Linked DNA regions of Homo sapiens: all the other regions are linked to region 5. The links are chromatin contacts, found by Hi-C or POLR2A ChIA-PET in ENCODE. All regions are on one chromosome and are shown on one strand. The core of a region is the stretch at or near the end of the contact, and the rest is flanking DNA. Distances in the headings are between cores, read along the strand shown.

Region 1 (3,909 bases), core at 464-2,963, 4.0 Mb before region 5:
ACCCTCATATCATTGTCAAACAACTCAATGAGGCACTGCACTTAAATATTTAACGTACCTGAGATATAATAGGTGCTCAATAAATAGCAACTTCTCTGAGCTTTGATAATCAGTACCATGCACTTCTCTACTTGCTTCCTGTGTGTTAGCTTTACCTTTACAAGGAGTTTATTAGTAACTTAAGAGAAAAGATCACTTACAGTATTCAATGCATGTTACCCATTGCATATAGCACACCACTGGGCATACAGTAGTAGATCCTTAATATAAATGTTTTGATTGGTTAGATTTGTCATTTACTGCTAGCTATGGCACGAGGATCAGGTTTGGAGGCCAGGGGACACGTGACAGCCTTTCCGAAGATTTGGAGACGAGTCAGAAATACTGATCTCCAACTCCCTTGGGTGGTGAGACCAATCCCTGCAAGAAGATGATAGTTCAGACCTGAAGAGCTGAGACTGCATCCTGTGAACAGCTGTGACCCTGAGAAACAAATAAGAAAGAAGGAGACTAGAGTGACTTCTGCTGAAATCGAGGGCTTTGATGGCAACTAATGTTCAAGCTGGTCACGTTTTTGCATGGCAGCAATCTTATGAATTCATACATTCTTCAAATGTACATTGAATGTCTACTATGTGCAGATGCTTCTTTCTGAAAACTCTGTAGGTTGAAGTATGGTGGGGGTGGAGTAGGGTATTTGTCTTTAGTGGAGTTATGTGAAGAGCATTCTTAAATCAGGCCCTATTTCCTCTGCATCCCAAATTATGTTCCCCAGATTCAACTTATTTTTTCCAGTTTTAAATATGATCTCTGCTGACTGGTAAATACCAGAAGAAGGCTTTTTTGAGGATATTGTTACGGCTTTCAGAATCACGGAGCTCCCAAGGACTGTGTGTCCTGGAAAGGAGATCCAGGGAAAGGGGACAGGGCCTTGGAAGTTAGAGAAGTTGAATTGAGCCATTCCTGGTTTGGGAGCAAAAAGGAGGCTCCATTAGCTACCAAGGCAAAACAGTAGCTGCTCATCCATCTCTCATCTCTGATGGAAACAGTCTCCCACTGACACATCCAGAAATGGGGATTCATCTGGAGATGCCTGGGCAAAAGTCTAGAGGTGAAACTGAGGAAAATGAAGAGGGTGCTGGCGTGCAGCAGCAGCAACTAATTGTATGGCATAATATCAATAATGGCTACAATTTATTGAACACTGACTATATTCCAAGTATGGGGCTATGCATTCATTATCTCCCCTGATCTTCACAACAACCTTCTGATGGATGCAATTTTATTACCCTCTTTTACGGAGGAGGGAACTGAGGAGCAGGGATGCCAGGTAATTTGCCCAAAGGATATATAGCTAGTAAGTCGCGGAGCTGAGTTTTGAACTTAGGCCTCTGATTCCAGAGCCTGTGCTCTTAACCATATACACATGTACTCATTTCACAGCCAAGGAATGAAGTCCAGAGAAGTGAAATGACTTACTCAAGGTCACCCAGGAACCTGAAGCAGAGCTGGTATTTGAAACACCTTGTTTATTGTCCAAGGTCTTCCTGCACACACCTTGCTTAGAAAAGGTTTCGAAGTGAGGCTGGAGTCAGAAGAGCCAACCAGAGAGGCTTTTTTTCTTTTTTTGTCTTTCAGAGTTGTTCAACTCTCCTGGCCTTAACTCAAGTTTAGGGCTCCTAGGAAACACCACCCCCCTCCTGCTGCCTTTCCCAAGTCTGTCCTCTGGGCATATTAGAGGACTTGGGGCTGTTGCTATGGTACTGGGGCCAACAGCAGGTTCATCAAAAGCCGGGTCTTTTGCCTTTTGAAAAAAAAACCCAGCCCTGCAGAAGCGAATTGGCCACAAAGATTTGCATCAGTCATTGTGGCTTGTTCTGTTTTAGATCCCCCTGCCTCCCTACCCCACCCCCTCCTCCCTACCACCACCACTTTCTATAAATACAGTTGGATAAATATTGATTTAAACTGGGTTTCTGGAGGAGAAGCACATGCTTGCCCTGGCTTGGTCTTCACTTAGATACCACCAGTATGTCAGGCCTGACACACCTAACCCCCGACAGCTCTGGCTTCCAAATGTCCTGTTTTGGGGAGATGAATTGTGGTTTTGTGGCTTTTGAGTTTTTTTTTTTTTTTTTAAAGGAGAGAAAGAAAAAGAAATAAAAAAGTAACAACCCAGCAAGAAATGGGAGTCTTCCTGCAGAATGAGGAAAGCAATTTTCAGCAGGCAGAAATGGGGGAGCTTTATAGTAATATGGCCTCCTGAACCATTCTTCTCCCTTCCCATTTTTCTTTCTGCTCCACTTCAGTTTTTTTTTTTGTTTTTTTTTTTTTTTTGAGATGGAGTCTCACTCTGTTGCCCAGGCTGGAGTGCATTGGCACAATCTCAGCTCACTGCAACCTCCACCTCCTGGGTTCAAGTGATTCTCCTGCCTCAGCCTCCCAAGTAGCTGGGACTACAGGTGGTTGCCACCACGCCTGGCTAATTTTTGTATTTTTAGTAGAGACAGGTTTTCACCATGCTGGCTAGGCTGGTCTTGAACTCCTGACCTTGTGATCTGCCCACCTTGACCTCCCAAAGTGCTAGGATTACAGGCGTGAGCCACCACACTGGGTCCAGGTTTTGTTTTTAAAGGAGGCAGGTATTAGCACAGAGCATCAGGGCCAGAAGGAGCCCCAGAGGTCACAGAGCATCCATCATCTGTACAGTCATGGAGTCTGAGACCCAGAGAGGGACACTGGCTTGCCCAAGATGACACAGCAGAGGCAGAACCAGGTCCTTCTGGGCTGTGTTCCCTCCTACCTGATACGAGAATGGGTTCCAGGTAGAGTCCCAACCTGGGCATTTGTTTCACAGGTCCAGTGCTCATAAAGTCAGCAATTTTCAAACCTGGTTTACTGATCCCAGGGTGTGTCCGGTTATTGCAAAGGTCATTGCAACATTCTCAATAGTCTTTCAAAATGAAGCTAATTTCAATTTGCCATACTTAGAAAAATACTATCTTTTACATTTGGGGGCTGGGAGGAGGGAGGAGCTAGAAGGTGGTGGCAGTGATGAGGTGGCTATCCCAAGCCTTGACTGAGGAGGAGGAATTCAAGTCTTGGAGGATCCTTCTGGAGGTGGAGCTCTAGGCTCACAGTGGGGAGAGAGAAAAAAAAGAGAGGGAGGGAGGATGGAAGGGAACGGGAGAGGCTTCAATTCCCTGTCCCAAGGACAGACACCTGCTCTCTGGCTCTTCTAACTTAAAGGAAGCAATTGTCTCTGATGTCATTGTACCCGAGTGGCCTGGCTAGAGGTGTTAAAGCTGTCAACAGCTGACTTGATCTTTGTGGTCAAAAATAATGGGCATTTGCCATCATCATGCTGAGCAGGAGGCTCCTTCTTTGCTTCCTCATCTTGGCAGAAGTGTGCTGGGCCCCTTGCTTATGAAATGTTTTGAAAGTTCAGGTGACCCTTGGTTTGAGCAGTACGCTCCAGGGAATATATGTAAACAGAATCCTTTTTCAAAAAAATTTAGAGAAACTCTCTTGAAAAGCCCTTGTGGCAACTATTTTGGTAAGATGTGGAATTATGTTGTGAGCCATTCTCCCTAAATTTGTGTTTATTCATTCATTAATTAAACCAGTACATAAGGAGTACATACTTGCTTAATGGGAGGCACTGTGCTAGGTCTTGGAGGTAGAGTCCTTGCCCTCATGGAGTGTATTATTCCAGTGCCAGGTTTTAGAGGTAGAGTTCCTGTCTTCATGGAGTGTACTGTTCCACTGCCAGGTTTTAGAACTTCACTTGTCTTAAAGTGAACCCCAACAATGCAGGATGGCATTTGACTTGAGTATTTTTGTCTTTGGTTCTAGCTATCATTATAGACAGAATAAAAATTTAGCCTGGGCTTCCAAAAGGAGTAGTTC
Region 2 (4,007 bases), core at 1,499-3,998, 3.9 Mb after region 5:
GCCAGTAGAGAATTTCTATAAGGAGAGACCATAATATTAGAGTATTGCTCACACCAAATGTATTGTAACTGTGATGTTGCCCAGGACTAGGAGTAAAACAAGAAGAAATTGTAAAAGGTTATTTCATCCTCAGACTCCTTGGGTTCACATTTGGTCCTACTTTCACTAGGAAAATTTATGTTTCAGAGAAGGCCTGAAATACATGATCCATGAATATTAAAGTACTATAAATGAAGTGAGGAATTTGAAGGTGCAATATACTTAATAGTTTACATTCAAAACACGTTAAATATTTACTAAGTGTCACCCAAAATTGGCAATTTGAAACAGATTATTTGGTAATTATCCATTTTTCACTTTCAATTTGATAAAGAATCCCTCGGAGGAAACTGAATGCCACTCTTTAGGTATCAAATAATTTTATTATTCAAATCACTGATATATATTAAACTTTACATTTAACTTTTTCTCTCCTTCTAAAATATTTTCATCTCAATTAAATGGTACCATTTTTCCTCCTGCATTCCTAGTATTTCTGATCTCTCTACACTTTTACTCCACATATATTAAATCTTAGGTTAAGACCTGATTTAAAATGAAACAAAAAAACTCCAATCAAGAGAAGCCTGAGAGTAGAAATGTACAGAAAAGAACAAGAGAGAGTCGTTTTAAAATGTAAAGAATTAACATAAACTTCAAGAAAAATATCATTGTAAGAAAGTTTTTTAAAGAGTAAATAAATTCAATTATAACTGAACAAAACACCAACACTATTTTGGAAATGGAAAGTCCTCTTAGAAGTTCAACCAGTATTTTTCTCTCACTAATTTCATTAATATAATGTCCTTTTAAGTTTATGGAAGGGGTGAGTATACTTAACTCTAAAAACATATTTTTTTTCAATTTAAGACACAATATCCTAGTGTTAATTTATATTATGATTTTTTAAATTAAAATGTATCTAACTCAAGCTCAAAAGTCATACTGAAAAGACCACTGAAGATGTTATCAAATCATTTCATCACAAAAATTTATCATTCTCTCCATCCTACAGCATTTAATATGGTCTAAACACAATAGCTTTGGAAAATCAATTCTGAATACAATAACTCTGATGTAATTGCAAATTCAAAGGAAAATGTAAGTGCATTCGAAGTTGAGGATGTCTGTACATACTTTTAAAACTTTTTTTTTTTCTAACAGGTATAGACTCCCATCAAGGCACACTGACCCTGAAAAATGGCTGAGCTAAAATAAAAGCTGTGTTTATAACGCTGAAACGAAATACTGAGTTCTAAATCTGGTGATTTATCTTTTGACAGCTACAAAGTGCGACACATCAACATTACATTGCCAGATTTAATTTCTCATCTTCCATTTCATTGATAATTGTAAGGTTTAAAATCCATAACAATTTATATGAAGTTCTAGTTGGTCAATACTGTGATCCAGTCCTCATACTGAAACAATGTTAACTTACTTAAAATCCACCACAAAATATTCAATTATTTGACAGATGTTTAACAGAAAGAATAAGGGATCATTAATGATTCCATTTAAAAAATATTTCATCACGAGTGCTACTTTTACTTCAGATTCATGCAAATATGGTGCTTAAAACTGGATCATATTTCAATCCAAAAACCAACGCCCGAAGTATACGGATAATTTCCAAGAACAGAAAAACCATAAATAAGATATAAACTCCCCCAAATTCAAAATAAATTACATAACTTACTCTGTTTTCCTTCTTTGTTTGTCCTCAAAGATGTCATTGAGATTGATTGCCACCTGCCCTAAAAATTTATCCAGACCCACCAGGGACCTGTGCATAACTATAAGGAAAAGAATGTATTTCTCTGGACTTCCCTGAATTAGCAATCCAGGTAGCTCGAAAGAGGCCTCCTCCTTCCAAACTGGCTCAAGGGTTTTCTCAGCTACAGAGGTGGAGTACTTTTCCTTGCCCAGCTGAATTATAGTGTATGTGTCATTGGTACCACTTTTGCCTTTTGGCTTCAGATCTTTGGCTTGGAGCACTGTGACCTGCACGTGGGTTGGAAACCACTTTTGGGCTTGCTCGGACAGCATCATCCTGTCCTGTTTCTCTGCCCCCGAGTTCCCTAGCACAGGCAGTGCCCCTCCCGGAGGGAGAGCCTAATTCCTTAATCACTGCATCCTAAGGACACTTAACGGAAACAGGCAGGCTCAGGGCTCCCCGACTTCCCTATGGCTGATGTCAAAACGCCTCGCGGGGGCAGCCCAGGGGCACGGCCGCTCCGGGGGTCCCCTTTCGTCTGGAGAAACACAGAGGCCCACCATCACCTGGCCGCGCCGTGCAGGCCTCTGCGCGGACCCCCGCCCCTGTCTCCACCTTCCCCAGGCCTGCGGGGCACGTGAGGCCTGGCCACACGGACCCGGGCGGAGGGCTGCGGGGGTGAAGGGAGCCCCCGCCCCAATTCTGCACCCCTGGCCTCCCGCCTGCCTCCTTGCGGCCGAGCAGCCTCCGCTGCCTCCGCGCCTCCCGCCCGCCCGGCGTTCGTCCGCAGGCTCGGCCCGGCTCCTCCTCCCGACCCCGGTAATACGAACCGCCGGCGGCTAACGCGGCCTCGCTCCCTCTCGCAAACCTCTCCCTCCTCCTCCTCCCCCTCGCCTCAGCTCCTCCTCTCGGGCGGGAGCGGGTAGCCAGGGGTGGAGTGGGGGAGGGCGGGGAACGCGGCCGCCCCGGCGCCGGCGGGACGTGGGGCGGGCAGCGGGCTGCAGGGCTGCGGGCGCTTGGTTCGGCCTGGCCCGGCCGGCGGCTCCTAACACCGGGCGGGCGGCTGCGGCGGCACTTCCGGGTTGGCCTTCTCCATGTTGGTCTCGGGAACGTGAAGGGGCGGGGCCTCGAGGTCAGGGGTCAGCACCTCCCTGGTTGCCGTGGCGACTGGAGGCGCGCGACGCGGGCGCAATGGCGGGGACCCGGGGCTTGATGCTGCTTGGGCCTGGCCCAGTGGCGGGTCCTAGGGACGTGGGTACCTGCAGAGGCCGGCAGGTGAGCCCTGGGGAGGGCTGGGGACCGCTCGTGAGAGGAGGTCATCAAAGACCCGGAGACGCCCCTAACTAGGGCGTCTTTGAGGGCAGGGGATCTGTGTTCGCTGTGTCCTGGATGCCCAGTGCCTGGCAGGAGCAGGTCCATAAATGGTGTTGGAACGAATCAGGCCTCTTCACTGACCGAAAGGAAACTTTTCTCCAATCTCCTATCCACCCTTCTCTTTTTGAAAAGTCCGTAAATTGACTGAAAATGACATCCCCCACCCAGACGAAGGGCGATAGGGAAGCAAATAGTTTCCACAGGGAGTAGAGATGTAGGGAGGCACTGGGCTGGCATCAGAAGACCTGGTTCCGGCCGCGCCTCTGCCGCTATCAGTGTGTGTGACCTTGGCCGAGTCATTTCACCTCCATGAGCCTCAGTGTTTTCACGAGTAAAAAAGCCAGTTCTACCTCATGTCTAAGACTCCATCACGACTCTATGGGCTCGACGTCAAAAGGACCCCCGTGGGGACTCACACTGTGGTGGACTGTGCAAATCATGTGGAGACCATGCCCCAAACACGGGTTTCGAGTTTCAGGGGATAATACATGTGCCTTTCCTAGCACAATGCGGCACATAAATCTCCTTTTGCCCCTCTATTTCTCAATTGGAAGAGACGCTTATGTACCACCCCATTGCTGTTAATTCTGTTCGTGTCTTACCTTCCCAAGGAAATTCTAAGTTTTGGGACTGCCTTGTCTATCATGCAGTCCCTTCATAGTGGCTAGCATGCAGCAGACAATTTACTGAATTACTTAATGCCTTTTTTCCCTTTACAAGACTAATTTTGAGAGTAAAACAATATGATACATGTAAATGCACGTTTTTTTAACTTAAATGGCCATAAACATGTAAAGTATCGTGTTTATTATTTTCAAGCAAGGTTTAAAACTTCTCATTCAAGGCAGAATTTTTCATCCCTGGGAGACAGTGTATG
Region 3 (4,173 bases), core at 1,457-3,956, 4.6 Mb after region 5:
ATTTCTCCATTAAGTATTATTATTTACTGAAGGTTTTTGGTAATGACCTTTATCTAGTTATCTTGTACTCCTAGGTTACCAAGAGTTTTTATCATAAATAGCTGCTGGATCTAGTTGAATGATTTCAGGGCACCAATTGAGATAATCGTAATTTTTTTCCTTTAGTCTATTAAAGAGCTAAATTAGATAAGTAGATGTTAAACCATGCTTTCATCTCTAGGACTAACTCTATGGATCAGGACTCTGTAACACACTGTTGGATTTGATGAGCGAGTATTTATTCTGCAGTATTTTCATTTCTATGCTAAGTAAAACAGACCTATAATTTTCTCTTCTTACATGTCCTTATCTGTTTTAGAATCAAGATTTCACAAGCCTCATAAAATGAACTTGGTATTTTTTCTATTTTCCAGTGCAACTTGCAAAAAGAATTAAGTGTTAAAGTATGGTGGAACTCATCAGCGTATCTGGATGCAGAGCTTCTAAAAAGGGAGATCTTTACCATTTCAGTTTATTAGTTCAAGATATTTCTTCTGATACCAATTTTCACATTTACTAGTTTTCTAAGAACTATATTTTTCATTTAGGCTTTCAAATTCATCAGCCTAAGTTCATAACGTTCTTTTTTTAATCTGATATTTGTAGTTATTTTCCATTTTTCATTTATTTGCATCTTTTTTTCTTGTCGTTTTTATCAGAGGTCTGTCTGCCTAGCTTACTCATCTTTTCACAAAAATAATCTTTTGGTGTGACAAATCCTTTTGTTCTCAATTTTACTGATTTCTGTTCCTAACTTTATGCTCTTTTTTGAACTCTTCAAAGGAACTTTACTAAGGCAATCTTCCTTCGTGACTCAGGTGAAGTCATTCTGCCACTCTACAGGAGGTCTGGTTCCACAACACAGCCTTCAACACACAAACTATACAATATAAACATGATTATCATGAATAAGGAGAAAAAGCGTATATAATCTTACCAAACGTACATATCAATGTCTTTGACTAAGGCAGTATCTTGGGGCAAATAAAATTACGCGCTGTTCCCACACACAGTGTGTAAGATTCCGACTATCTGCATCAAGGCAAATATTTTCTCTGCACAGCTAACTGGACAAGTACAGCTTCATAAAATTAGTAGCTAGAAATGAACTCTCCAGTTGCTTTACCAGATGCCACTCAAAACTTGCAGTTAATAATAGGAGAGAAAAACCTGGCTGTGATGGTCACAATCATTTTCAACATCCTATCACCACCACCACCGCCACGCACACATACACACAAACCAAAGTAAAAGCACATTCTTTTCCTAGCTATGGAAGCATACATATATCCTGGTCAGAGGCAGTTTCGGATTACAAAACAGATTTTGGTCTTAAATCTTAATGCGTGCAATTGAGCGTTAAGACAGACTACTAACATAAAGTTCAACATGCAACCCAATCTTGGGTTTGGACACAAGACATAACCCATCCTGAAAGGCTTATTCTTATGAGTGTAAGCTCTGAAAAGTGATTTTATGCATTATTAGCTTCAAGACGATGTCGGAGCTGCCACTGCATCGGAAAGCAACTCATTATTTCCCTAGCAGGATGCAAAAGTGTAACACAGTAGAGAAGGAACAAGGTGTAGATATAGGTCAACTTTCAAATTCCTTACTTGTTTAACACAGCCTGGCCAAAAACACAAGAACACAAGTTGCCAGATTTCTTTTCTCTCTCTGGCTGCAGAAGACTGAAGGCCTTTCCCTAACGAGACTCAGGCAGCCTTATTTTCCCCTCACTTTGAGGGTGAAACTTCAAGAGAAGACGGGTGCGAAAAGAGCTTCCCAATGTTGAGAGACTGCCAGTTGTGATAGGGATCGCACTGACCGAACTTGGGGCTCCGTGTGTACCAGGCTGCCTCTCTAGGCCAGGTAATACAAGAAGCCAGGGCCGCTCAGGCGCTGGCCGCAGACACCAAATGAGGGGGAGGGGACGGTGAGGGGGAAGGAGGCAGGGAGGCGAAGGCGGACGGGGAGAAGAGGAAAGACCGAGGCCTGAAACAAAGGAAGCGGAGCTTTCTCCAAGAGGGGGTGGATTCGGCGTCCGAGTGAGGTGGAGAAAAGCCAAGGCTGCAGGGAAAGGCTGGACTCACAGAACTTGGAGGTGGAGGTGTTGATGTTGATGGTGGAGCTGGCGGTGGGGGCGGGGGCCGCCTTGGCCACGGCGGCGGCCGCGTCGCAGCTCTTCAACATCATGATCACCCCATTAGCCTCCGGCGGTGGCTGCGGCCCCATCGGGAGCCCCTCCTTGGGGCCTTTCCTGTCCACGGAGACCGCGGGCACCGCCAGCAGCTGCCCCCCCGGAGGCTCTCGGGCAGGGGCCGGGATCGACGAGGGGGGCGGCGGAGGTGGCAGGGGCTGCCGGAAGCCGTCCACCGCAGCCTCCCAGTTGTTGTGGTTCTGGTCGTCCATCATCGCCTCGTAGCTGCCCCCCTCCTCCTCTTCCATGCTTTCCTCCATCCTGCTGGCCCCCGGCACCCGCCCGCCTCACAGGCACCTGCCGCCTGTCTCAACCCCGGGCCAGCGGGCACCGCTGCCTCCCCGAGTTACATCGCCGGCGGCAGGAATGGGCGCAGCGGAGAGGGCTGCGGTGCGCAGGGTCTCTCGCTCTCCGCGGGGCCGACTAGCTTGAAGACGCGGCTGACGGCGGTGGGCGCTCCGGGGCTCTAGTCTGGGAGAGGCAGCCGTAAAGCAGCGGCGCTCCTCACGACGTTTTACAGCGGCTTCCAACAGGCAGTTGGAAAGGGCAGCTGGGGGCGCGGCCAGGAGGGCACGTGGTGCGAGGGACTGGCCGCGAGAAAGCGGAGCCAAAAGGGGCGGGAGCTGTGAGTCACTCCCACGCAACAGGGCAGAGGTTCGCCCCGCCTCGGCTGGCAGGGAGCTAACAGGGGAGGCGCGACGGGTCGGGACGGGCATTCGCCGGCCCCGCCCCCTGCCCGGCCTCACGTGACAAAGGTGTGTCTTGCGCACGCGCGTTCGCAATCTGGTTACCATGACGACGAGGCCCTCGCCGGTTCCTGAGGACGCGCGCGGAGCAGTCTTGGCAGTAGCTGTGGACTGGCCAGAGTGATTGGAGGTGTTTTCCTCGCGTCCTCCAAGTCTACGGGGCCTTCGCACCTCTGAGTGCCTGAGAGCCCCGGCTTTTGCTTGGGACGGAGGTACGGGACCACAAGAGGCCCCGGGGTCGCAGGTTATAAACGGATGAGACCGCCCTGGGCGGCCCGTGGTCCGACTGCTCTTGGGTCGGTCCCCAGCCGTCGCGACACACACGCACAAAATCGAGAATAAAAACCGAATCACACATAGCAGGATGGCGCAAAAAAGAAATGCGTTTGAGTTACTCATGTGTTTTTAAAATTCCTTTACGTTTGTATGCACTAAGGCCAGCAACCCAACTTTTAAAAATGCCGGCTCAGGCCGGGCGCGGTGGCTTACTCCTGTAATCCCAGCACTTTGGGAGGCTGAGGCGGGCGGATCACGAGGTCAGGAAATCGACACTATTCTGGCTAACACGGGAAACCCCGTTTCTACTAAAAATACAAAAAAGTTAGCCGGGCGTGGTGGCACGTGCCTGTTGTCCCAGCTAGCTGCTCGGGAGGCTGAGGCAGAATTGCTTGAACCCGGGAGGCAGAGGTTGCAGTGAGCCGAAATCGCGCCACTGCACTCCAGCCTGGGCAACAGAGCGAGACTCCATCTCAAAAAAAAAAAAAAAATGCGAGCTGGGCGCAGTGGCTCACGCCTGTAATTCAACCACTTGAGGAGACAGAGATGGGAGGCCCGCTTGTGCCCAGGAATTCGAGACCAGCCAGACCAGCATAACAAGACCACGCCTCTAAAAACAAAATTAGCCTGGCATGGTGGCGTGTGCCTGTGGTCCCAGCTACTCTGGAGGCTTAGGTGGATCACTTGAGCCCTGGAGGTCAAGGCTGCAGTGAGCCGAGATCGCGCAACTGCACTCCAGCCTGGGTGACAGAGTGAGACTGTCTCCAAAAAAAAAAAGAGAATTAAGTGGTATGCTGAAGGGGAAAACATAAAACCTTAGAATTACATGTGTGGCAAAAAGAGAGGCAGAAGGAAGGCAAATTCTGTTTCAAACAACTAATGGTTTATCATCAACAGACTCTAGGTAGATGG
Region 4 (3,868 bases), core at 755-3,254, 3.2 Mb after region 5:
CTCCCAACTCCTTTCCCATCTGCTGTGGAAAGTATTCCCGGGCCGGGCGCGGTGGTTCACTCCTGTAATCCTAACACTTTGGGAGGCCGAGGCAGGCGGATTACTTGAGGTCAGGAGTTCGAAACCAGCCTGGCCAATACGGTGAAACTCCGTCTCTACTAAAAAATACAAAAAAAAAAAAAAAAAAAAAAAAAATCAGCAAGGCGTGGTGCCATACGCCTGTAACCCCAGCTACCTGGGAGGCTGAGGCAGGAGAATCGCTCGAACCTGGGAGGCAGAGGTTGCAGTAAGCCGAGATCGCGCCACTGTACTCCAGCCTGGGCGACACAGCAAGACTCTGTCTCAAAAACAAAAACAAAAAAAACCCACAAAAGTATTCCTTTGCAAGAGTTACCACCTCTGCCTTGAAAGGTGTCAAACCATCAAAGCAAAAGTGGCTTGCAATGTCAAATTAGCACAGACCTGGGCTATAAGCACACTCTTCACGCGTGTACTGTGTCCAGGAACAATTTCTCAAAGCGGCCAAGGGGATGCTGCAAAGCCAGTGACGCGGCTGCCCTCAATGCAGCAACCACATAGAGGGAGAGTTTCTCAACAGTCCCAGAAGCGACTCCTGGGGATTAGGGTAGGCTTCCCTTCCATTTCCAATATGCTGCTTATAAAAGGAGACGATTCTGCCCGCGTTGACAGCACCCTGAGTCCCCATGAACACGCGAAAAGGTTTCTAGCTCCTATCAATGCCGTTCGGAAGCAAAGCAAGTGTTCACGACTCGCCTTGATCTGGGGCCCTGTCCAGGGTGGGAAGGCCCCAGAAGCAGGCGCCAGGACAGAAATGAGCCTTTGCCCTTCCCAATCCACGCAGCGTCCCGCCCAGGCCCGGGTTCCCGGCAGCCAGGCCCCCTCCCCGACCTCCAGCTCACCTGATCTTGTAATTCGGTAGGGTGTGCTTGCGCTTGATGATCTTCTTGAGCTGGTTGACGATGATGGAGGTGAGCTGGGGCATGGGCCGCCCTTCAAACTGGGAGCGCACCTCGAAGTCGATCAGCGGGTCTTCCACGAAGGAGAAGAACCAGTGGGTGAAGGGCACGCGCGTAAAGACCAAGCGCAGCCTTCCCACCACGCGGGACAGCTTGACAAACAAGTAGGCGGACTTGCCGAAGACCAGGTCCACGTCGATGGCCAGGTGGAAGCCCCCGTTGTACTCCACCTCCGCCTCGAAGGCCAGCTCCTCGGGGCAGGCGGCGGGCAGCGCCTCCCCTTCAGGGCCATCGGGCTCCCCGGTGGCCGAGGGCACGACTGGCCGCACGAGCCGGATGGTCTTGATGAAGGGCACCGTCTCGCCCAGGAACACGTCCCGCAGGCTCAGCCCCTCCAGCAGGCGCCCGGCCGTCTTGGTCTGCAGCAGCTCCTCGAACTCCACCTTGATCTTCTTGGTGACCCAGCGGCGGGTCAGCGCGGTGTCCCGCAACTCCCGGAACAGGAATAGGATGGTGGCGTTGAGGAAGTAGCAAGTCTCCCGCGTCGGCGGGGCGGGGGTCTCGGGGGCCGCGGTGGGGGTCGCGCCGCCCTCAGGGGCCGCTCCGGAGGGCTCCTCATCCCGGCCGCCGCCATAAAGGTACTCCCTTAGGAGCAGGCCCGGCACTGGCTTGATGTAGCGGAAGCCCTCGCCCGCGCGGGCGGCCTCGTCCGCCGGCGGCTCGGGCTGTCTGCGGTACAGCAGGAAGAACTGGGCGAGGAGCGTGAGGAAGGAACCCAGCACGGCCGACGCCAGGATCATGAGCAGCAGCCCCATCCCGCCACCGCCTCCGCCCGGGCCCCTACTCCCGCGCCCACAGCGCCGCTTTCTTCACGCCGCCGCCCCCGCTGCCTCCATTTTGAGGACATCGGGCGGCTGGGTCGGGGCGAGCGGCTCCGTGGGCCTCGTCCAGGGGCTCGGGCCGGCGCGCTGCGGCGCCCGAGCCCGCAGCGGCCCGCGCCTCCTCAGACGCTCCCGAAGGGCCGGTGTGGCGGCGGCGGCAGCGGGGCCGGGACCGGCGCCTCCCTCAGGCCTCCACTCATTGGACGAGCAGCGCGTGACGTCAGAGGCGTGCTCGCTCCCGGCGGCGTCGCCCAGCAGTCGGCGCCCGGGCACGCGGACGCGGGTCCTCCTTTACTTCTCTGCGGCCCTTCCAACCTCGTCCCCCCACGCCAACATTCCAATCCCCGCGGCGCGCGCCGCCACCCACGTGGCCGTCACTTCTGGAGCTGCGGTCGGGATCTGGGAGGACGGCTGGGGACGCGGGCTGGAGGATAAGGCGGTCCGGCGGAGCGGGCCTGACGCGTTCCGGATGCCGGCCATCCCGTTATCCTCGGCTGCGCCCATCCCCCGTCTCTGGCCGCAGTCCCCGCGGTTACCTCTGCAGCGGCGTCGCTCATCCTGCGGTGTGCTTCTTCCACTCGCACCCGTGACAGCCCGGCTGGCAGCGGCGCTTTCCCTGCGGGCAGCACCGCAGACGATCCGAGCGGGCCTTTCGGACGCTTCCCAAGCCCACGGCGAGAGGGGACCGACTGCCTCAGAGGCAGCCATCGCGGACCTGCCGTCCCCCCGGCAGACGCTCTGCGTCCGCGGAGGGTGGGCCCTGGGAAGGAGGGACGCAGGGAAAGGGCGCGCCACGCGGAATGACTTTCCCACCGAGGTGGATCTTCGAAATTTCAGGGAGGAGGAAGTTGAAAGAACAGCCAGGAGGAGAGATGCATAGTGAAACGAGTTTGCCAAGTGATTGGAAGATTAATATGCGACCCGCTGTCAGTCTCTGGTTAAGCCGGTAGTCCATCTATGAGGCAGTTATTCACTGTTAGCCCCCACCCACTTGACAGATGCCAACACTGGTGCAGAGAGCGTGGGGAGGTTGCGTGGGGCCGCAGAGTGGAGCCTGGTTTATCTAACACTAAACCCTAATGTCTTGATCACTACTCTCTGCCCTAACACAGAAACTGCTTCAGTTGTAAGCAGGCCAGTGGGTTCCCTAATGTTCAGGAAGGGAGAATTGGGGAGGCGGATTAGGGAAGACGGCAAGGAATTTTGCATAGAGTAGCACCTTAACCAAAGCCACGAAGCTAAGCCAGGTTGCCCAGCAACAGCGTTACTCCTCCTGCCCTCTGACTACTTAGTGGTTACATCATAAATGCTTATCCCTCCAAGCACGTGGAGTTCCAGTCCTGCAGGAGTCAGATATCCCATACCTTAAAGGCCGATTCTGGCTGTACCTAAGGAGCCAGGGCAGGGCTCCTCTCTAGCCCTTGAAAACCTTCAAGCCGGCCGGGCGTGGTGGCTCACGCCTGTAATCCCAGCACTTTGGGAGGCCGAGGCGGGCAGATCACGAGGTCAAGAGATCGAGACCAGCCTGGCCAACATGGTGAAACCCGTCTATACTAAAAATACAAAAATTAACCGGTCGTGGTGGTGCGCGCCTGTAGTCCCAGCTACTCAGGAGGCTGAGGCAGGAGAATCACTTGAACCCGGTAGGCGGGGGTTGCAGTGAGCCAAGATCACGCCATTGCACCCCAGCCTGGGCGACAGTGCAAGACCCTGTCTCAAAAAAAAAAGAAGAAAACCTCCAAGCCAAGGATTCTCTTAACTGTAGGTGATTCTACCACAAAAATAGACCTGACCCAGCTGGGACAGGTACAGAACTTCGGAACCAGGCTTATCATGCCTTACCGAATCATGCCCAGATACGAAACCAGAATGGCTTTCATTACTATGAAGACATAAGATAGGTGTCTGCTGAGGAACCATGCTCAAACCATGGCCGAGATTTTTCGGAGATCTTGGCAACTTCTGTTCTCTGGTCCCCTTTGGTTCCTGGCCTCTGCTTCTGGGCTGCTC
Region 5 (3,690 bases), core at 332-2,831:
ATTTCCAGGGAGAATCTTCAGTAATCATACGTTTGCCTATTATGCTGTAAAAAGTTTTAATTCTTAATACTGCAAGATTCGTGATCTAATATCTTCACTGCATTAAAAATAACATGAAAAGACCAGAAATAAAAGAGAAAAATGAACCTAGCCAATCATTACTGTTTTTTATTTGTGTAATGTTGGATAAAGAATTGAAGTTACACAGGGAACAGTGTACATTACACACAGAGATAGTTCAGTTTCACTATCAATCTCTCTTGAACCTGAATCCTTCCCACGAGATGAACACTCGGTAAATATTAAGGTGTACTTGATAGTTGGGAAAGCCACACCCACAACTAGCATACCTAAATAGATAATAGCAGATTAATTTCTTCTGAATGACTACCAGCACACCTCTTGAAACCCTGATTTACTGAACACCTTAGAAGACAACACCCGGCCTATCGTTTTGGAAGAAAAAAAAGCTGGGCATCAAAGGAACATGACACACATGCAGAGAAAACGGCCAAGTACCTGGGACTGTACTGCGTATTTTTACTATATTCTCTCTTCTGATTTCCACAGGTAACAAGATTATCAAGTGAAAGAAGTAGGATTCTAATCCAGATGTTCTGACTCGAAATCCAGGACTTTTTCCTCTAAACAAAATCAAGATGGGAATATTAGGTGAAGTTGTTAAACTGTTAACAGCTAAGCAATACTCACACCTGCACTGTTTCCCAAGATTGCTACTTAGGGACACGTAGAAGGGTTTTTGTTTTGTTTTTGCCATTTTTCATTACTGATGGAGACATAAATCTGAAACCCCTTCCTTACCAACCAAGGTTTATGAAATGCCTTGACGTCCTTGAAAGACAACATAAAGAACAGTATCCACCACTCCAAAGAATCACTTCTAAGGAACTTAGAATCACAGTAATGGAAGTGTTTGGAAGAGGGTAACAAGTCTTCACAACAGTAAATATAAAACACCCACATACAGTCAACTTGAGACGAAAAACGAAATAGGCGATTGAGTCTAGGAAAGATTCTCGAGCAGGTAGGGCTTGGCTGCAGTTCACACGCAGCCCAGGCAATGGGCTCGAATTCAGACGCTCTCGAGGCACAGCCCCCACGACCCCCGCTGACCCCTCTTTGCCACCTCCAAGGTCCCGGAACCGAAGGAGGAAGGCAGGGAGAGGAAAGGGCTTGAAACCCGTTCCCCAGCCCTCCCCTTCCTCCGCGCCCTCAAAGGAGCCAGGCGGGGAGCCCGCTCGACCTCGACCTCCACCTCGCACTCGCCCTCGCCCCCGCCACGGAACGTGCAGGAAGGAGCGGAAGGCTGGCAGCCCCACCGCACCGCCACCGCGACTCACCGGTGTGCCCCGAGTACCCCTCAGACACTTACCCCACTTATCCAAGCCTCAGGCCACGCCCTAACAAGGCTGCTGGAGCTCTGGCTCAGGGGCCAACTTTTCCATAGCGGGGTCCAACCAGCCAAGAGTGGGAGGAAAAGACCGCGGTGAGAAACACAGCCGACGCCTCACTCAGCGGCCGTTTCCCCAAACCCCTGCGGAGCTGACACATCAACAAAGATGGCGGCGACACTGAAGCCGGCCCGGTTACAGCTGAGGGGGCGGGGGCTCCCTGGAGGAACCAATCAGCGCAGCGCGGGCGGGGTGACGCAGCACACCTTGAGGTCCTGGGTAACCTGTCTGCAGTGGGCTGGGCTGGCGGAGCTCACCTCCCACCTCCCGGCCCAGGAGGCCCCACCTTGCGGCCCGAGAGGCCCCGCCCCGCACTCCGCCTGGCTGGGCACCCACGCCTCCGCGACCTGGAGAGCCGGGTCTCCTGCCCTTTGGTCGGGTTCTTCCTTTCAAGCTCCTCCGGACCCACGCAGCCTGTTTCTTTCTGCAGGACGCTCTTGTTGGCTATTACTCCTCCTCACCCTTTGGCCTGCATGAGTCAGGGACATAAAGCAATAAAAGAGAATTTGAAATTGTGGCTTCCCGGCTCTCATGCGGAAACCTTGCACCTTACGTGGGCGGAGTCGGCTGGAGCAGGCTACGATGGGGGAGACCTCTGGGGGTTCCATAACAGCGCGTTCGTGTCTTCAGCGTGGCGCTGCTGCCATTGTTTAATAATAAACTGTCGGTGCCTTCGTCTCTGGCTTCAAGCTGAGCGCATTGATGGTAGGAAGTGTCCTCTCCCGGCTGAGTAACCTGGCACGCAGCATGGCAACAAAAAGTGTATTGGGTACAGTTGCCTCGCCCGGCCCAGAGAAGGAAGGTCAGCAGTTCAGTCTCTGGAGGTTTCGCAAACCTCCTCAGTCCGGGGAAACGATGTTCTTTGGTTTAGGTCTTACACATATCTCATGAATGAAAATAGCTGATGCAGACGATTCTGCAATGTAAGAATTTGTAAAGCAAAACTTACTACTGTTCTGTTAAGCGTCTTCGATACTGTTGGCAAAACACACACACGGAGGTGTAATGGCACCTCACTCCTCCTTAAATGAAGGTACTACACTGAAGCACATTTTGCAGTTAAAGTGTCTTGTCATAGAAAATAAATGATTTGACTTTAAAACAATAAATCGACCAAGCCTTCCTAGGGAGACATTAATCCAAGGGGAAAAAACTGAAGAAACCTTAAGCTGTTTTCGGTACTCGTCAGTAATAACATAGGTATTACTATTTCTGAATATTTCTGAATTTATAATTAGTATAAAGTATATAAATATATCTTTGTGAACCAAGTTTTTCACCATAAGAGAAAAGAAATACAAATATAAACCAAAGACATTATATTAAAATTCTGCAATCCTATATTTGAATTTACAAATATCAGAATTAACTCATGGTACATTTTTTTCGTGAAAAAAAAGGTGTGTCCACTGAAAACTCTTAGAACAGTGACCAACCCATTGCACACTCCTATTCCCCAGATTGTGATCTCTAAAGAGCATTGCCCAAAAAAAGTTACCTTGGCTTCTCTTGGAGGTTAAGTGCTGATTCCCAGTAGGGGCAAGAAATATGCAAGATAGCCTAGGACATATTGCTTGTAGCAGAAAGCAAGGAAGAAAAGCAAAGATAACATGAACTGTACCCAAAAGACTCAGAAGGCAGTTCAAAGATGCCCCAACTTCTCAAACAGGACAAATTTAGCATTCAAAAATAATAACAGCAACTGGTTGAGACGCACTATGTAAAAAAATCAGTGAGTGCATTTATTTTTTTTAATGTCATTGACCCTCTTGGAAAGATGCCAACAAGTCATTACAATCTGAGAACTGATAAAGAATCAAGCATTCATCCTACCTTTCCTGTTGCAAACTGAATGTCAATCAAATAGTCAATGTGGGGAAGCTCTTCTCTGTAGAACTCCATGTAATAATTGCAGAAAGAAAGATAGATGATCACCATTTTGCAAACCCTGATGAAATAATGGATCTAGGTAATGGTCATCTGTGAATCTAGAACCATTAGATGAAAAACTGATAGGAAGCTTCGTATTGTAATGGATGGATGGGGCTGGCACCACTTGAACCTACTAGATCAATCTTAATATCCTCCAAAGTGAAACAACTACATACTATGTATTTTCTGAAATGCTACAATAGAGAAGCACAACACCACCTGTGAAGTATTCCTGCCGGGGGATGCAATCAACAAAATTGAATGGAAAAAAAAAAAAACCCTGCAG
Region 6 (4,127 bases), core at 1,001-3,500, 3.3 Mb before region 5:
GCAACTCACGGCAAAGTGCGTATAGCTGCGTTTGAGAAGGCTTAGTCATGACTAGAAAAGTGTGAATACTGTGACATATCCTTGCAAAAAAAATGTTCAGCTTAAGCCTCTAGACTAACTTCTGGTTTACAAGAAGAAAAAAGAGGGGCCCATTTCCAAAAAGACTCCTGCCTTGAACTCTTCAAAATGCCAATGTCACAGGGGGAAAAAAGATGGGGGAACTCTACTACATTAAAGCTAAAGAAAAATTTTGACTGGATCCTGATTTTTTTTTTTTTTTTTTTTTTTTGCAGGATTGGGAAGGAGAAGGTATAAAAGATATTCCTGGGTAAATTAGGAAAATTAGCACTTGGCCTAGATTTTAAAAGTTACAAAACAGCTGAAATAATGATATTGTGTTTTGCTGGAGAACTTCAAAATTCTTAGGAAATTCATGCTGGAAATCTTAAGGGTGTCTTGCCTAACAATAAGTGTCTGCAACTTTTTATGACAATGAAAAAGTGGGGAGGAATGAAAAAAAATGGCAAAATGTTAACTGCTGCATATAGATGATGGGTACATGAATATTCATTAAATTATTTCTTTCAGCTTTTAAATATATGAACACTTTCATAATAAAACACTGGGGAAAAAAATCATGTCAGAAAGACTTCACAGGGGAAACGTAAAACAAAGATTGAGTAGCAGGCGCTCAGCTGAATTTCTGATAAATTGAAGGTCTCTAAAACTTGGCTGGAAGTGTCTTGGGCATCCAAGAGACACCCGATATATTCAAACTTTCAGTAAGTATTTACCAAAATAATATCATGTGCATGGTGAAAATGACGGGAAGACGAATCTGATACAAACCATTCTATTTAGGTGCAGACATGGTAGTGAAGCTAAAAACATAAGCGCTATTATATATATATAACATACTGATTGTCATAAAAGATGTACAAAAAATGCTAAACTCAGAGGAAATTACTTCCTGCTGGGAAGAATCTGGAAACACATCTCCACGGGTAACAGAATCAGATACAGAATCACAAAAGGTGACTGCTACAACAGATTTCAGTAATTAACAGCAAAGAAACAAGAGTAGTTCATTTTGGCTGGCGTGTAAGTACTAAGGAAGCAGAAATTAAGTCGAGAAGGTAGGTTTGCATCTGTATTGTTGACTGGCTGGATATTAACCATTTTCAATTTTACCTGAAAGTTCTGGTCTTTTTGCTGCAGCTTTAAGCATCCAACCCGGTATTACCAAGATGACTTAGAGTTCTTGACTCAAGCATACAGAAGAAACTACAAGATAATGTATGATAACTTTGTAAAGGGCCATATAAAAGCAATACAGTATTTTCAAAAATCTTCAACACGTTGTTTAAGAAACTGTAGACCTGCAGGAATCCCACCACCAGAACCGCAGTCAAAGCTTACAAAGACTCAAAGGAGAGACGCGGAAAGGGGGGAAAAATCAGAATGGGAAGGCAGGTGGCAGGGGAAAAAGATTGAGGTCCTGCCCTGGTGGTAGGGGCTCATCTTTTCCTTTTATAGGTGAAGGTGGAAAATGATTTTCTGAAGTTCCCGAATTCTCCTCCCTCCAAAGGCCAAGGAGTGAAAGTACTTAATAGGAACTTGCGGAGGCGTGGTCAAGAGCTCCGTTTTGCCGGAGTTAGGAGCTCCGCCCCGAGGTCCCCGCCCATTCCCCGCTGGGGTCCTCCCGGCCGGGCTGCCTCTGGCTGGGTTAGGGCGGCCTGTAGAGCGGCCTCACCCCACAGGGAGCCTCACGGGGGCGGGCCGCCGCCAGGCCAGCCCGGAAAAAAACCGCCTTCCAACGGAAGCGGCCCTGAGCCCCGCTCGCCATTTCAGCGCTCTGTCCCACAGGGACCGTCCGGCCCGGGTCCGGCCCACTGGTTGGGGTCCACGGACTCACCTCACTTTGCAACTAAGGTCAAAAATAAGCATTCCCTGGGGCACGGGCGGCCAGGCTATTAACACCCTTCCGCCATGACCCAATTCGGAAGTGCCAAATGCAACTTCCGGGCAGGAGAGGGAATTTCGGAGCCCTAAACTGTTGTCCATCTCCGTAAGTGACCAGACGTCTCAGTAAAATAAGGGCCAGGAAACTGGACGTGTAATCCGGAGTATGAATTAACTTGTCTAACATGGGATGTGTGGTCACCCACGGTACCTCTTTGGGCTTACTTACAGATGCATCCCTTCCCAGACGGCTCAGCTGTTGCCCCGGGTAACGGTGAGACTGGCGAAGGAAAAAAATCTACGTCACCCTGGAAACAGGAAGCCAGGAATCTCCTTTTGCCATTATCAGTTATGGCCGCCTTAGCTTCAACAGTAACTTCCGATCGGGGAGTTGTCACTCTACCCTGCTGGAGGCTTACTCTGTAGCCCGGCTAGCCAGAGGCGCCCAGTGGGCGGGAGACGGCGTAGAGGAACTGAGGAAAGGACAAGGGCGGAGAGAGAGAAGCTGGCGGCACTGCCCGTCTCTGATTGGGCAGCTTCTCTTGCCCCGGTTCCGCCCATTTTTCTTGCCTAGCGAGTGACGGGCCCACGGCAGAGGGGTGGGGCGGGGAGGCTGGAGCGAGAGTAGTGGCGGGGCGGGCGGGGCGGGGCGAGTGGGGGAGGGGCGGGCGGGGGGCGGCGGTTGGGCAGCGTCGCTTCTTAGGAGGAGGAGGAAGAGGAGGAAGGAGGGCGAGCGAGGAGGATGGCGGAGTCGGGGCTCCTGACGGTAACTCGGGGCCGATGAGGCGGAGGGTGTCTGTTGGTCGGTTCTTCCTGCCTGCCTTCCTGTCCGTCGGGCAGTCGGGCTGGCTGTCGGTAGGGGGAGGCCCCGTGCGCCCTGACAGGCGCGAGCCGGCAGCGCCGGGGCGAGGCCCGAGGGGCCGGGGCCCTGGGAGGCGCCGCCGCCGCCGCTTTCCTGGTTGCTGTCTCCGGGAGTGCGGGGCCCTTGGAGCCGGCTCGCGTGGGAGCCTGCAGCCCGGCGCGGAGAGGAAGGCGGTCGGGTGTGACAGCGGCCGGGGCCGGGCCTGCGGCGGCGGCGGCGGGCGGCCCGGACAGCGCCTGGGCGACGGCGAGCCGGCGCGAGGGCGCGGGCCGGGGGCCCCCGGCGGACAGTCTCTCTCCTCTCGGCTCCCTGGGCCCCCGGGCCCAGTCCGCAGGGCGCCCCGAGTCGTGTAAATCGTTGGCGAGGGCCCGGGCGCAGCGGCGGTCATACAGGGTGGGGTCTCTTCTCGCCCCCTCCCTGGAGTCCACCTTGCTCTCCCGTTCTCCTCTCCCTAAAAACCCTTGAGTGAAGAGTGCTGGATCGGCTCTGGGTGTGTTGCCTAGCGAAGCGAGTTGTAGCCCTTCGAGACCGCCTCGTAGAACATGCCCGATGGCAACCTCTCCCCGTGATAGCACAGCTTTTAGGGAGAGAGGAAAAGTAGTCTCACTCTTCCCCGACTTCCCCAGGCTCATAACACAAGAGGCTTTGGGGCAAGACGATTTTTCCCCCAGCACCTCAATATCCATTGTTTTTGTACCATCCCCCTCCCCCCATGCCTAGGTGGAAGAGTAATGACTCCAAAGCATTAACTTGCCTTTCTCTTTATTTCTTTTCTTTCTTTTTCTTTTCTTCCTTCCTTTCTTTAAGCAGGCAGTTTGTGTTATTGTGGAATTATGGATTTACAAACAGGTGGAATAAATACCGATTCGGGAGCTAGAAAGAAGATGCTTTGTGTGTGTGTTTAAGCCCTTACAGTTGGCAGTTTGATTTTTCTTGTCTGTTGCTTTGTATCGTAATGGGGGTGATGAGAATAAAAGAGGAAGCACTGTTTTGCAACCTACCCAAAGAAATATTTTCGAAGTCTCTGGGGATGCTGAAGCAAAATTAGGTTGCAGATGTGGACTGTATAGTATTTGCCTCCAGCGTGATAACTACCAGCAGTGTCTAGGCTTACACCTGTGCCATTTCGTATACTTTTCTTAGATACCGAGTGCGTCTAGTTTCTACTCAAGAGGGACTACTATATCAAAAGCTTTTTGTTACGGTTTTCAGAATCCTAAGGTACATTTGTGTAACCAAGTGTTTTTGTAACTAAATGCAGCAACACCACTGAAAAATAGTTTTAATTTTAAAGACCTCAATT
Region 7 (4,158 bases), core at 1,389-3,888, 4.2 Mb before region 5:
CACCACGCCCGGCAATATTGTGATTTTTTATATCACATGAGCACACATTGAAACCTGTCAACAATATATTTTCTAATACTGGTATTCACTGAAGTTCCAAGTATGCTTATAGGTAGGACTTGAATCCATTGCTTCTAGTCACATAAACGAGTTTTAATTCATTTTTCTTTTTATTCTTATATTAAATACTAAATAGCTTTCCTTTATATAGTTATTATTTTAGTACGATGTTGAATATTAGCACAAATATTAAATTAAATTAAATATTAGCACAAATTACTAATCAGTTTCAAGGCATACAACTTTATTTTGCCATTACCCCAATGTTTGAAATTAGCAGGGCTCTTTAAAACTGGTGCTTCTAGCATTTCATTGACTTACACTAAAATCATTGCCTCCATTCCTCAACCACCCAGTTAATTTTAACCTTGACCTCCCACAGCTGTACTCATTTACTCAGTCCACAAAACTCCCTGATTCCATCCTCTCTGCCTCTTATGAAGCAATACTAGAGAGGAAAAACAAAACCCATTCCTTTAAGAAAGATTCCGCCTCCTCTCATAAGCAAGCGCCTAATGGTAATTGTAGAGTTTACTAAGTCAAACACTTACTACTCAGCATTGAGAGAAGCTGCTGCTGCTAATGCTGCTGCTGCTGCTGCCGCCGCCGCCGCTGCTGCTGCTGCTGTTGGTCTGAGGCTGCAGTAGGTTTCTGTGCAGCATTGCAGAATCCACACCTAGAGAACAGAAGACACAGACACGTACGTCTACTACCCTTGTTAGAAGGAAGCTTTGGATCTTCGGTGGGTAAGGAGATCTATCTAGCTATTTTGTCCAGAAACTGTGAGAAAAGGAATGATCATGGAAAAGACTGTTCATCAGACATGCTTAAAATGGATTATGTTAATTTGTCTTCCTTTGGTGGTGGTGGGGGTGTCCAGATTTGCGACTAGCAAAATATAGTGAGGACTATATTCTGATAGGTGCCCTTAGGATACTTTTTTTGCTATTCATAAAAAGGCTAACCTTGATGCATGCAAAGCTTTTCATTTTTTTGCTTTTTAAATGCAAGAAAATATCCAGCCACTCCCAATATCTCTCTCAAATACTGCAGATATTTTTAAATACCAAATAAAATGTCAGGCTGAGCATTTTCTAAACAATTTTCTTCCTCAAACTAGGCAGCCTTCCCCACGATTCGTTAAGAGTATTTAAAAATAATAAGGCATGGTTGGATTTTTTGAGCAAATGGGAGATGGTGGTAGACTAAAATTTCTACAGCCTTAGTCCAGTGGAGAGAGAAAACGATAAATGCATCACAGTTTGTGTCAAGACAAGATTCATTTTCCACACTTCATATGTGGGAAGAGGAAACTACATTTTAATTAGCACATTTTTAGGGAGGAGGGGGGGGATGAAGATGAGGCGGATGGCGTGAGGTATTTGAGGGGGACGAGTCTGCAGATGAGGAAAGGAAATGAAGTGGATTGTCGCCAGTGCCTTGGAAACGAAGGGGGATAAGGGTGGGGAACGAAGTTTGTTGTGTGTGTTAGGGTGGGGTTGGCCCAAGGGACCATGAATCATTAGAATGGCGCTCGGAGGGGTGTGCTTGCAAGTGTACTGGTGCAGGAGGGACGTGGAAGTCGTGGGTGGCAGAGAAAAGTGTGCACCGCTGGGAGGTCTATTTCAAGAATAGGTTGGGATGAGAAACATGTCTGGGCGAGGGGGGTGGGAGGCCCGGTGTCACCTGTGGATGGATCCACAGCCCTGCAATTGCGTGTTGCAAAGTTTGCCCGGCCCCGCATTCATTTTGAAGGTTCTTGGCGATGCCTCGACTTTTCGCCTCAAAGAAGTGAGCTCTCATAAGGTTCAGAGGCCGGGAGCCAAAGCGGGAGTGAAGACTCTCGAGGGGTCCAAATGAAGCAGAAGCGAGAGCCCCTGTCCTCCCCCTATGTGGAGGTGAAGCAGGGGTTGTGGGGACTAGGCGCCCGCGAAGGCAGCTGTGCTGAGAGCAAAGTCCAGGCCCCACGGGGGGCGTGCGGAGGTTGAACCTTTGCAGTGGCCTCCTACAGCCCCAGCAGCCAGCGTGGGCGGCCGAGGCTGACTCAAAGCGGCGGCTCAGCCTCGGGAGTAGGAGTAGGGGGCTCGCTCATTTAGGGCGGGAGACATTTCCGAGGCGCCCCTCCTCCCCTTCGCGGTCGGGTTTCTATCGGGGTCGTTTCCCCCTCTGGCCCTCCGGGGACGCCGCGGATTCGAGCTGCACAGTCAGAAGAGGACGTTGAAAAGGCGCCAGGCAGCCGCCCCGAACCAGGCCCTCCCGGCTGCCGGGCCTGCAGGCCCCCACCGCTGCGGCTTCACGGACTTAGAGCTTGAGGGCGCGGAGGGGGCTGCGGGGGCGGGACCAGGACTCCCGAGGGGCGCTCGGGGCGGGGCCAGAGAGAGCTCGGGGCTGCCAGAGGCGAGGTCTTGAGGAGGCGGGGCCGGGAGGCTTCGGAGCCCAAGAGGCGGGGCCAGAGGCGTAGGGGGCTGCGAGGGGCGGACCTTGGGGGCGTGACCGGGGGGGGCGCTTGGGGACCTAGGGGCGGGGCGTTAGGGGGCGGGACCAAGGGACGCTCGAGGGGCGCTCGGCTAGTCCCGCCAGAGCGCGAGCCGCCAGCCCGTAACGGTCGCCAGTGTGAGGGGCGGGAGGGAAAGAAGAGGGGTTTAAATTAGATTTTTTAAAACACAGAGCAAGCGCCAGAGGCGTCGGCATCCCAGGTGTCGCCGCTTCCTGCTGCACAGGGCTCGGCGTACAGGTCCCTCCCTCCTCAAGCCCCCTCCCCTTCTCCCGCCCTACCCTCTGGGGCTCTGCGGCGCTTAAGAGGCGGCCGCAGCGGCGGATCCGGCGGCTGCTGCAGCCCGGGCGGCTGCCGAGAAGGAGGGAGGGGAAACACAAAGCCGGCTACGCGCTGCGAGGTAATCTTGCGGGGAGAGGACGCGCCGTCGTCCCGCCTCTCTTCCGGGCCGGGACGCGGGCACCCGCGCGGGGGCTAGCACTGGGGACGCTACTGGGGGTCGCGCGGGGGTAGGGAGCGGCGGCTGGCGGGGCCAAGGGGACTTCTCATTGGCTGTCCCTGCGGCCTCAGGTGAACCCTTTTCCGGGGCGGGAGTGGGGACCACGGCCAGGCCAGAGGGGAGCGTACCTGCGGGGGAGGGTCCGGGGGTGGCGGTGCACGGCCTGCGGCGCCGCCGGGTGGGCCCGACGCTTCGCGCGTCTGCTGGTTTTCCCTAGGAAGGCGGGGAGTACCAAAATCAGTTACTGGCTGAAGCTTAGGTGACCCCGGGGACCTTAAGCCCTGAAGGTGCGCTCCAGGGGAGTGAGAGGTTCCTGCGCTTAGAAAAGGTGGAGGAAAGGGAGCGAATGTTGGTTTTAGTTGTTTTTCTCCTCATTTAAAAAAAATTTTTTTTGTTACAAGTTGAAAGTGTTCAGTCACCTTTCTCCTATAATCCGCTTCCCCACCCCCCAACACAGACACACACAAACACACCGCCCCTACAAACGTATACATGTTAGGTTGAGCTTCCTGCTAGGGGTGACAAGCGAAGTTGGCAGCAGGTCTGGTGTGCTGGTGTTTGGGGCACGTCCAGCCTCTTTGGAGGTAGGCTATTATAGCTTAGGCAAGACCACAGACAGGTAGCATAATCTGGGCCTCTTTTAAAATGGCAAGAACGGCTTCAGGTGAACTTTTTTGTTGCAGAGATTTAATTGCAAGTAGGTGCCGGTTGAAAATGGGAGCGCAAGGAAAACCACTAATTTCCTTGGCACATGTGCTGTTGCAATTAACCTGGTAGAGTGTTAAGGAATTTAACTTAGCCAAGAGGCTTTGAGGGAGGATTATATGCAAGTTTGGGGAAGGAATTGATAAGATTCTGGGGTATGGGACTAGCTACATACACGTGCGTGCAAGTTTACGTTAAATTATGTAGCATTTTAGATTTAGCAGTATTAAATGGTTGCTTTTCTTGGAATGGCTTCTGACTACATAGTGCAGGGTACGTTCCTAATTTTGGCTTTAGAAGACTCCTAGTGAGAGTGTTTTTAAAGATTGAAAAAATAAGAGTACAGTGCAATTTGTCGTTTTCAAGTTAAATACTTGACTGTTAAAAATATTTGTGTAAT

What was found. Hi-C counts contacts between places; a loop is a spot of excess contacts on that map. ChIA-PET counts read pairs that join two places held with the same protein, here RNA polymerase II (POLR2A). Pooled maps may share reads with other maps.
Region 1: a loop to region 5 is called in a pooled map, with 6 times the contacts of the local background. The contact joins the enhancer-like site here to the promoter of CCDC186 in region 5. A Hi-C loop is called at or near these places in 2 of 168 maps with a recorded cell type or tissue (CD8-positive, alpha-beta T cell and naive thymus-derived CD4-positive, alpha-beta T cell) and 8 of 50 pooled maps. POLR2A ChIA-PET finds 5 or more read pairs at or near these places in 1 of 52 experiments (A549).
Region 2: a loop to region 5 is called in a map of CD4-positive, alpha-beta T cell, with 11 times the contacts of the local background. The contact joins the promoter of CASC2 here to the promoter of CCDC186 in region 5. A Hi-C loop is called at or near these places in 3 of 168 maps with a recorded cell type or tissue (CD4-positive, alpha-beta T cell, CD4-positive, alpha-beta memory T cell and CD8-positive, alpha-beta T cell) and 11 of 50 pooled maps.
Region 3: a loop to region 5 is called in a map of CD8-positive, alpha-beta T cell, with 15 times the contacts of the local background. The contact joins the promoter of CACUL1 here to the promoter of CCDC186 in region 5. A Hi-C loop is called at or near these places in 2 of 168 maps with a recorded cell type or tissue (CD8-positive, alpha-beta T cell and naive thymus-derived CD4-positive, alpha-beta T cell) and 8 of 50 pooled maps.
Region 4: a loop to region 5 is called in a map of CD8-positive, alpha-beta T cell, with 7 times the contacts of the local background. The contact joins the promoter of PDZD8 here to the promoter of CCDC186 in region 5. A Hi-C loop is called at or near these places in 1 of 168 maps with a recorded cell type or tissue (CD8-positive, alpha-beta T cell), 1 of 37 single-sample maps with no recorded cell type and 10 of 50 pooled maps.
Region 6: a loop to region 5 is called in a map of CD8-positive, alpha-beta T cell, with 20 times the contacts of the local background. The contact joins the promoter of BBIP1 here to the promoter of CCDC186 in region 5. A Hi-C loop is called at or near these places in 1 of 168 maps with a recorded cell type or tissue (CD8-positive, alpha-beta T cell) and 9 of 50 pooled maps. POLR2A ChIA-PET finds 5 or more read pairs at or near these places in 1 of 52 experiments (activated B cell).
Region 7: a map of CD8-positive, alpha-beta T cell shows a loop between it and region 5 (14-fold over the local background). The contact joins the promoter of ADD3 here to the promoter of CCDC186 in region 5. A Hi-C loop is called at or near these places in 2 of 168 maps with a recorded cell type or tissue (CD8-positive, alpha-beta T cell and naive thymus-derived CD4-positive, alpha-beta T cell) and 7 of 50 pooled maps.

What each region holds. Positions count from the first base shown.
Region 1 is chr10:110,212,723-110,216,631 of GRCh38, forward strand. The region is part of intron 1 of MXI1 (MAX interactor 1, dimerization protein); the gene reads left to right. It overlaps LOC105378480 (a long non-coding RNA gene), which reads right to left. Exons shown (of 2, transcript XR_946315.4): 2 at 146-3,909. Among named protein-coding and RNA genes, the nearest start is that of MXI1, 7.1 kb to the left of the region's middle. RefSeq lists a silencer at 1,873-1,922. Within about 2 kb of position 1,714, at least 4 of the 41 ENCODE cell types and tissues checked have a DNase peak (open chromatin) inside an H3K27ac peak, as active enhancers do.
Region 2 is chr10:118,044,073-118,048,079 of GRCh38, forward strand. CASC2 (cancer susceptibility 2) reads left to right here and starts at 2,749. Exons shown (of 4, transcript NR_026940.1): 1 at 2,749-3,031. RAB11FIP2 (RAB11 family interacting protein 2) reads right to left here and starts at 2,869. Exons shown (of 5, transcript NM_014904.3): 1 at 1,739-2,869. The coding sequence starts at 2,091. RefSeq lists a silencer at 2,307-2,796.
Region 3 is chr10:118,752,264-118,756,436 of GRCh38, forward strand. It overlaps CACUL1 (CDK2 associated cullin domain 1), which reads right to left and starts at 2,707. Exons shown (of 9, transcript NM_153810.5): 1 at 2,133-2,707. The coding sequence starts at 2,499. RefSeq lists enhancers at 2,636-2,775, 2,774-3,068.
Region 4 is chr10:117,373,436-117,377,303 of GRCh38, forward strand. It overlaps PDZD8 (PDZ domain containing 8), which reads right to left and starts at 2,005. Exons shown (of 5, transcript NM_173791.5): 1 at 921-2,005. The coding sequence starts at 1,792. RefSeq lists silencers at 1,496-1,675, 1,776-2,095 and an enhancer at 2,326-2,445.
Region 5 is chr10:114,172,622-114,176,311 of GRCh38, forward strand. It overlaps CCDC186 (coiled-coil domain containing 186), which reads right to left and starts at 1,582. Exons shown (of 16, transcript NM_018017.4): 1 at 1,394-1,582. It overlaps MIR2110 (microRNA 2110), which reads right to left and starts at 1,558; the gene lies at 1,484-1,558. It also overlaps a transcript of TDRD1 not described here. RefSeq lists enhancers at 1,264-1,792, 1,388-1,587 and a silencer at 1,648-1,917.
Region 6 is chr10:110,916,930-110,921,056 of GRCh38, forward strand. BBIP1 (BBSome interacting protein 1) reads right to left here and starts at 2,251. Exons shown (of 4, transcript NM_001195305.3): 1 at 2,192-2,251; 2 at 1,192-1,284. The coding sequence starts at 1,228. SHOC2 (SHOC2 leucine rich repeat scaffold protein) reads left to right here and starts at 2,675. Exons shown (of 9, transcript NM_007373.4): 1 at 2,675-2,728. RefSeq lists silencers at 1,585-1,744, 2,595-3,034, 3,045-3,134 and enhancers at 1,876-2,415, 2,105-2,304, 2,325-2,374.
Region 7 is chr10:110,005,346-110,009,503 of GRCh38, forward strand. ADD3 (adducin 3) reads left to right here and starts at 2,639. Exons shown (of 15, transcript NM_016824.5): 1 at 2,639-2,954. ADD3-AS1 (ADD3 antisense RNA 1) reads right to left here and starts at 3,036. Exons shown (of 5, transcript NR_038943.1): 1 at 2,836-3,036; 2 at 612-736. RefSeq lists enhancers at 1,284-1,839, 1,840-2,393 and silencers at 2,222-2,651, 2,962-3,371.